Regions from separate parts of the Homo sapiens genome. Here region 2 is linked to region 1. The links are chromatin contacts, found by Hi-C or POLR2A ChIA-PET in ENCODE. All regions are on one chromosome and are shown on one strand. The core of a region is the stretch at or near the end of the contact, and the rest is flanking DNA. Distances in the headings are between cores, read along the strand shown. Region 1 has its middle 89 kb from the start of RFC3. Region 2 overlaps FRY (FRY microtubule binding protein).

Region 1 (3,899 bases), core at 799-3,298:
TGGTTTGAATGATAAATTATACATCATCTATATGAAGGGTGAGGAAAGGGAGGCAGCTGGAGGAGAAATTGGCATCGCATAAAAATCCTGAGCACTGTGATACAGCAGGGTGGCGGCATGCAGCTGTGAGTGAACCCCCATTTGAAGGTGGAGAGCCCTAAGTACAATTTTTAGTTCTACCATTTATTGGCTGTGGGACCTTGGGCAGGTTTATTTAAGCTCTCTGAGGCTAAAAGGACTTAAATTTCAGGGTAGAGTAAGGATTTTGTGTCAAGTGCTGACATATCATGCTCAGCAAGCATGAGTTCCCTTCTTTTCGTTCCCTCTCACTTGTTATTTGGCCCATGTTGTAATGGTTCTGCATCATTTCCTTCCCCACCTTCTACCCCCCACTGCTCCCCTCTTCACCCTCAAGTATCTCACACCCTTTGTGACAGAGGAAGTTCTTATTTCTATGTTTCTAGTGAAGCACTCTGTGTGTGTTAACATGTCTCTCTCTAGAAAATAGTTGGTGACCTTGCCTCCCTGCTCCATTATCCTAGCTGGGAAAATGTACTGATGCCCAACTCATTCATGTCAGTACATTTCAGCTAGCACTGATTGTTGCCTGCACCCCATGCTAGAAATGCTGAGAAATTCCACTGAAGTGTATGATATGATTCTTTTTGTCAAGAGCAGTCTCTTTCAGAAAGACAAATACTGTTCATAACATTCTTGCTACTTCCATTCCCACTACTTCGGCAGCTCTCCACCATTTATGGAGCACTTAGATACTCTGGGCTAGGCCTCTAGCATATGTGACAGGAAAGTTTTTAGCTCGTGCAAGGTATTGTTATAATGATTCCATTTTACAAATGAGGAAAACTGAAGTTTTTGTTTTGTTTTGTTTTGTTTTTGAGACGGAGTCTCACTCTGTCACCAGGCTGGAGTGCAGTGGCACAATCTCGGCCCACTGCAACCTCTGCCTCCCTGGTTCAAGTGATTCTCCTGCCTCAGCCTCCCAAGTAGCTGGGACTACAGGCGCCTGCCACCACGCCCAGCTAATTTTTGTATGTTTAGTAGAGACGGGGTTTCACCATGTTGGCCAGGATGGTCTCAATCTCTTGACCTCATGATCCACCTGCCTCGGCCTCCCAAAGTGCTAGGATTACAGGCATGAGCCACCGCTCCCGGCTGAAAACTGAAGTTTTAAGAGGTTAGGCAAACTGCTCAGAATTGCACAGCTCATAAGTATCTAAACTGGAGTCTGAATTTTGATCCATTTGACACCGAAGCCCTTAACCTTTCCATTTCTCAATAGAACAAAAAACAAATGAAATGTCATCTCGACACTTTACAATTTAGACAATATGCCATTTATATAGATTGTTTAAAACTTTTCATTAGAAAACAAAACAAAATCAATTTATGAAAGGGTAGACTTGACTCTTATCATGGGTCCAGATAAATGGTTCACCATTAATAAAGTCAAAGTGTGCACTCACTGAGCCGACATTCAGTACTAGGAGTACTTGCATAGCCTAGCAGGATTTTGGTCAGGACATTTTTTATGGGTGATTGTCTAAGATGGGCAATGTGTTCTACCACTTATTAAACTAGAAATGCTCCCCAAGGATTAGATTATAGATTTCCAGAGTCTCTTCTCTCCTCAGCATTGACTGTTTAAAGCAAATTTTCACTTAAATGCCCTTGAAGTCAAGTTGGACAGATTCAGTCCTGCCATATTCCAATAGCTCCATGTTCCCTCGACATGAACTCTCAGCTTTACAAGTACAAACAGGTGCTCAGGGTTCAAAATGACAGAGTTCACCGCAGTTTCCCAATAGCACATTATTCGTTTTCAGTTCCTGTTTCTAGCACTGAAATGGCACAGCCTTTAGCATGATTTAAACTGCCTGCTTAGAACCTAGCTGAATAATATTTGACTTTCAGCACTGCTGAAAGGATACTTAAAGCACAGACCTGGCATCTGTGTCATCTTCTGCAAATCAAGGTTGATTAATAACAAAATCACCTCGCCCTGGCATCCTGCCTTTCATCTGAGCAAGACTGAAGCTATTCCTGGAAAAAATCCAGCTTTCTTTTGCTACAGTCCTGAGACATGCCAACTGACACAGCAGGGGCAGGAAGGAAGGTCAAAGTTAGCATTTGAGTTTGGGCTGTGGGGAGGGAGGAGACAAGATGGCAACTGGTCCTTAAGAAACCCAGTGTGAAGGTTCTGTACGGTCAGGGCCCAGGGCTGACATCATGGGTGGGGCCACCATCATGCTTTCTCTGTCCAGCCAAGCTGGCACCCTTTTTATGGGCGAGCCTTCCTTCTGGAAATTGTTGATGTCATTAGTGGGTGTGGTTTCAGGCACTTTTCCCGCCTTTCTCCTGAAAACAAGTAGGTTATTCTTCTACATGAGAGAGTTCAATCTGTGCTCCATGGAAACTTGCCATGGCTCTAAGGACTTTTGAAAATGTGGAGTTTAGACTACGGGAATTTTTGTAGAGGAATTTTTTTCCTTCACAATTTACATTAAGAGGAAAAATATTCTGTCACTACTTTCTCCTAATTTTCACCTCACTGTGTCTTACAGCATTGCTGCCTACCTAAGAACACTGCAAGAATGTGCTAGAAAGTAGTAAAACCCATGCAAAGAAGATGCTTTGTGTTGTACTTGACATATATTGGACTCACTTGTATTGCAGTGCTTTCAACTAAATGTTTTCCTTCATGGCTCTTATCATATTTGTATCCATCTGGCCATTTGTGTAGTTTTTAATATTTTTCTGCCCCACCAATCTGTAAGTCCTGTGCCAGCAGGGCCCGTACCTATCAAGGTCACACTGTACAGTTCTAACAGTGATTGTGGTTTGTGGCATGTGATTATGTATGTGCATTTCATATGGGTATATGAAAACTCTATCCTTCAACCCCCAACCCCTCCACAGGCTCAGAACTTTACAACTTGGTTAAGAGTATGAAAAAATATTTAAATCTGGAAAGTTCAATCTTTCAAAAACATTGAAAACTTTTTTAAAAATTGCCTTTAGATACCGAAATTTAAAAAGTTTAAACCCACCTTTTGACCAAGAAAGAGGAGGTTGGCTTTTCTTGAGCAGACTTACTGATGATCTTGATATAACTAGAAGCGATCTGAGCATTCCAAAGGATGTTATAGATAAATTTACTATGAGGCAATAGAGAATTTAAGGCTGGCTACCATCTCCTTGATTTGCATGGTTTTACTTTCAGAACTCCAGCCAGTTGTTGAGTCAGATATCTGTATTATAGTTATAGTTAAATCACCACTTCATCCAAGAGTGGGTGGCATGTTCCTCCTCAAAATAGAAGAAGCAAACATCAAACTCTATCAAAATGCACAAGTGAACTACTTTACTTAAATATAGTTCGGATGGTTTACAGAATTAGAGATTTCAGGCAATGGAAAATCATACTATAAAACTTAGTAAGACAGAGGATAACATTGTTTCTGTTAGAAGTCTGCTATGTTCTAAAAACTTGCAAATGGCAAACTTACTGCTGTGTCCTCATGGAACCTTTTATATGTATATTCTCATTTACTCCTCAGGTCAACTGTTTAAGATGGGGACTATTAATCATATATTTTCAAGGGAAGAGCCAGGTCTCAGAGAAGTGAAATAACTTAGACTATGGAGCTAGTGTGAAAAGCTCTAATGGAAACACATAATGGCTTAACAGGGGTGATTATATTGACTTTAATTCCTTTCTGTCATTTTGTCTTCTTGTTTATCACATATATAACACTTCAGCGTATAAATAAGAAAAAAAAACCTAGTTCTGAAAATTGCCTCTAAAAGCATAATGTTGAAGATTTGGGAAAATAAAACATAGTAGTTAACGTAAAATAGGCACTTGGAAGCAAGAGGTT
Region 2 (3,899 bases), core at 921-3,420, 1.5 Mb after region 1:
CGGGCACCGCCACCATGACCGGTTAATTTTTTTGTGTTTTTAGTAGAGACAGGGTTTCACCATCTTGGCCAGGCTGGTCTTGAACTCCTGACCTCGTGATCCACCCGCCTCGGCCTCCCGAAGTGCTGGGATTACAGGTGTGAGCCAAAGCGCCTGGCCTTAGGTAGCACTTTCTATGAGAAATCTATATGTTTTTAGCATTCAAAATAGAAAAATGGAGAAAATGACCATATTGACATTGAGAAATATCAAATGCACATATATTTTGTGATTTTTTTCTATGAAATTTAATTTCATAATCTTAGAATTTTAACTTAGACAACTTTTCTTTCTGGGCTTTTTGTTTTTTGTTTTTTTCTTTTGGCTAAAAAAGAACTCTGCTAATTCCAAGAATCCTGATTGTAGTACCTTTGCAATGAGGCAATCTTAGAAATAATTACTATTTAAGCTTCAATATTTTTAGGTAATTGTAATTTGGTGATTGCCCTTGGTTTAAAGCACATAGATTTTCCTAGATTTCTGATCTATTTTTACTATGCTATCAGAGAATATAGAATAGCCAATATTATATTTTTCCATTAGAAATGTCAGAAGGAATATACTTTTATGAAATTTTTTCGATTTTATTTTTTCTTTTGAACTTGCACAACCATAACCAAACTCATGATAGACAGTGCTTGACTCTATCTTAATGGTAATAGATTATTTTGGTATTTCTACTATAAGGAAATACAATTCTATACTGATGGGCATAGATGTGGGCATAGCATGCAAGTGGATGGTTTTCAGGACATTTTAATAAAATAAACTTTAAATGAAATATACACTGTTAGATTTTTTCTAATTAAGAAAATTACATCCATTAGTTACTTTTCTCCTCACAGACTCTGGCAAGAAGAGTTTTGTGCGAATCTGGCATAAGACTGTGATTGACATTAAAAATTCTGATAGTATGCCAAAAGGCAAGCACTGAATCAATGTACAAATTGTATAATTGTTTCCTACAAAGGAAAAAATTCCCCAAATATGTGCATACACCCACACCTCACTTAGCATATTGTTTTATAAAATTCATGACAAAGATCAGCAGTTTCCCAGTCACAGCCATCTCAGACATACACCACTGGTTTTGCCATCCACCAGCAGTGTTCATGCAAAATGTCTCATTTTAAAAAGACCTCAAATCAAGTCTTTCAGCCAAGAAGATGGCTGCTCAAGTTTGTGGGGGTAAAACAACTTCAAAACATAGGCTCAGGTGCACAAACTTCTATTATTTTAAAAAAGAGAGAAAGAAAAAGATAAAGATAGTCTTTCTACTTGAGACCCCTTAAGAATTCTCAGAAAATTGGAAGTGTTTTTTTTTAAGGGTTTTAAGGGAAGTACAAATCATCATTGTTAAAATCTCTTCACCTTTGAACCCTCAGAAATCTGCAGATTATTCATATCAGGCAAGGAAGCATCAAAGCTGGACATTCTGGTGTTAAAGGAATGAGGTTCTGCAGGGGTCGAGTCACAGGCTGTGGTGAGCAGCTCCATGGGATTCGTCTCTTCAGAGGGGGAGAGAGTCATGATCTGTTTAAAAAGCAAAGGAAATTAAACATAGTATGAAGTTCCCATTCTTTAAAAGCTCCATTTATTCTCTAGTTGTTGGTTAATACGTCTTAATTTTTTAACTTCCACATTTCACCATTATTGGGCCTTAAACATAGCAGCTAGTAATCCAGGTATTTTCAGAAAATCACATCAAAATGTCTGTCATATCTCCACACTTTAGAGATCTGGGGAATTTTTAAAAAGATTCCAGAATCATAAAAGGTATTTGGGAAAAATCTAGGCCTTAACAGATCTGGTGGCTTTCAGGGTGAATCACATGGACCCCAGTCTTTGTTTCCATCTGCAACCTACAGAGAAGACTCTGCCAGCTAGAACCCGTATGACACCACCTGACAGTTCCGATTTTAGTTCAGCAGCTGTGGAAAGTTTCCTTAGCTGCAACTGGAAACTGTCCTCCTGCATTAGTTACAAAAAATAAGCCTCCCAATTCTTAGAGTGGGAGAGCCGCTACTTACTAGGTCTGAGTGCTCCAGGATCTGGCTGGCTGTGAGGTCCTCCTCCTCGGATGATTCATCGGAGTCCTCATGGTGCATTTTATTCAGGCTAGGAGTGCTTCCTGACAGTTGGCGCTCCTCCAGAATCTGCATATCACACTTATCCAGGCTGTCCAGAGAACGTCTGCGCACTCCCCAGTTGAAATTGTCCATACTCTCACCCTGAAATCACACCATCAGCCGGTTTTTTATGCCAAAATCCTCTTGCACTCACATGTTCACACATTCAATTAGTCATAGCTTGGGAACAAATATTGTCATTATTAACTCTTAGGCCCTCATCGACTTTGGTATCAAAACTTTTGTTTACCCAATGTGAAAAGTAGTAAAAGCACACTATTTTCATGTAAACTCATGTGAAGTCATAGGCAGAAATGATTACATACTTTTCTTTGGCATGGTGGGTAATAATTACATTTTTTAAAAAGTTGATTTTGGTAAACACTACCAATGATCTGTGTTTTCAAAAATCTGTAACAAAGAGACCATTAGTATGAAAACTTCAAAAGAGGTGTCACCCACTCCCACCACCCTGAGGTCGGCCCCTGTTTAGTACTGTTTTCAGAAGGAGAAAAAAGTAGGAGCTATGCTGCTTGTAGCACATTCCAGAATCCTTTGGGTATTTAGTGGAAGAGCATTAGGTAAACATTCCAGCCTATTTCTGCCACAGCAATTTTCACAGATACAATGCAGAGTTAAAGACTATCAGAGCAGCTGGGCAAAGTCTGATGGATCATGCACTATGCAGAGGCCAGAGCAGCAACACCTTAACTTTTGCTTTAGGCTCATCTTTAAATAATTGTCCCGGTGTAGAAAATTGTTAATTTCACTATGTTGGCCAGACTGGCCTTGATCACCTGACCTCATGATCCACCTGCCTCGGCCTCCCAAAGTGCTGGGATTACAGGCGTGAGCCACCACATCCAGCCTATTACTGTTTTTTTGTTTTTTTCTTTTGAGACAGAGTCTTGCTGTTGCCCAGGCTGGAGTGGTGCAGTGGCGCGATCTCAGCTTGCGGCAACCTCCACCTTCTGGGTTCCATGTCAGGCTAATTTTTTGTATTTTTAGTAGAGACAGGATTTTGCCATGTTGCCAGGCTGGTCTTGAACTCTTGACCTCAAGTGATCCACCCGCCTCGGCCTCCCAAAGTGCTGAGATTACAGGCGTGAGCCACTGCACCCGGCCCCAAATATTATTGTTGATTTGTATATTTTGAATTACCGAGAACTAGCTTAAGTGGCCATGTAAGTGTTAAAGAAAGCTTTTAGTTGCATTCAGACTTTCTCTACAAACCATCAGTTAATAAATAAGTGTATTTGACTAACATAACTTTTTTTTTCTAGAAATGGATTTGGGTTTTATTTTTCTTTCTGTTAGGAATAAAGGAAGAAAAATATTACTCAGCTGACTGATATGCAAATTTTAACCTAAACAAATGATCTGACAAAATCTAGTACAGAATCTTTTCATTTACTGGTAATTTGAAACACTGCCTGATGGTTCATTGGAATAAAATAAAACAACTTTTTCTGATGAGAGCTCAGTGAACAACATAATATGAGAGATGTGAGTTACTGTTAAACTTATGAGCATTATCATTTATTAATTTCCCTCTGTTTTAAAGCAGAGGGTCGTGTCTGTCTCCTAGTGAAACAAGCTTGCCATTCTCACAGATCTGTCATATAACAGAGGCATAGCTTTTTCAAAGTCTGCTTGGGCTATTCATGGTAGAAGGCAACAGGCACAAATCCTAAGCACAATCTGGATAAGATATAGAAATCATCATTATTC

What was found. A loop is a pair of places that touch in the nucleus more often than their neighbours do. ChIA-PET counts read pairs that join two places held with the same protein, here RNA polymerase II (POLR2A). Pooled maps may share reads with other maps.
Region 2: a loop to region 1 is called in a map of CD4-positive, alpha-beta T cell, with 4 times the contacts of the local background. The contact joins two enhancer-like sites. A Hi-C loop is called at or near these places in 2 of 168 maps with a recorded cell type or tissue (CD4-positive, alpha-beta T cell and naive thymus-derived CD4-positive, alpha-beta T cell) and 7 of 50 pooled maps. POLR2A ChIA-PET finds 5 or more read pairs at or near these places in 1 of 52 experiments (A673).

The regions. Positions count from the first base shown.
Region 1 is chr13:33,726,845-33,730,743 of GRCh38, reverse strand. No RefSeq gene overlaps it. Among named protein-coding and RNA genes, the nearest start is that of RFC3, 89 kb to the left of the region's middle. Within about 2 kb of position 2,048, at least 10 of the 41 ENCODE cell types and tissues checked have a DNase peak (open chromatin) inside an H3K27ac peak, as active enhancers do.
Region 2 is chr13:32,259,987-32,263,885 of GRCh38, reverse strand. FRY (FRY microtubule binding protein) reads right to left here. Exons shown (of 61, transcript NM_023037.3): 52 at 2,070-2,270; 53 at 1,411-1,572. Among named protein-coding and RNA genes, the nearest start is that of ZAR1L, 53 kb to the left of the region's middle. Within about 2 kb of position 2,170, at least 17 of the 41 ENCODE cell types and tissues checked have a DNase peak (open chromatin) inside an H3K27ac peak, as active enhancers do.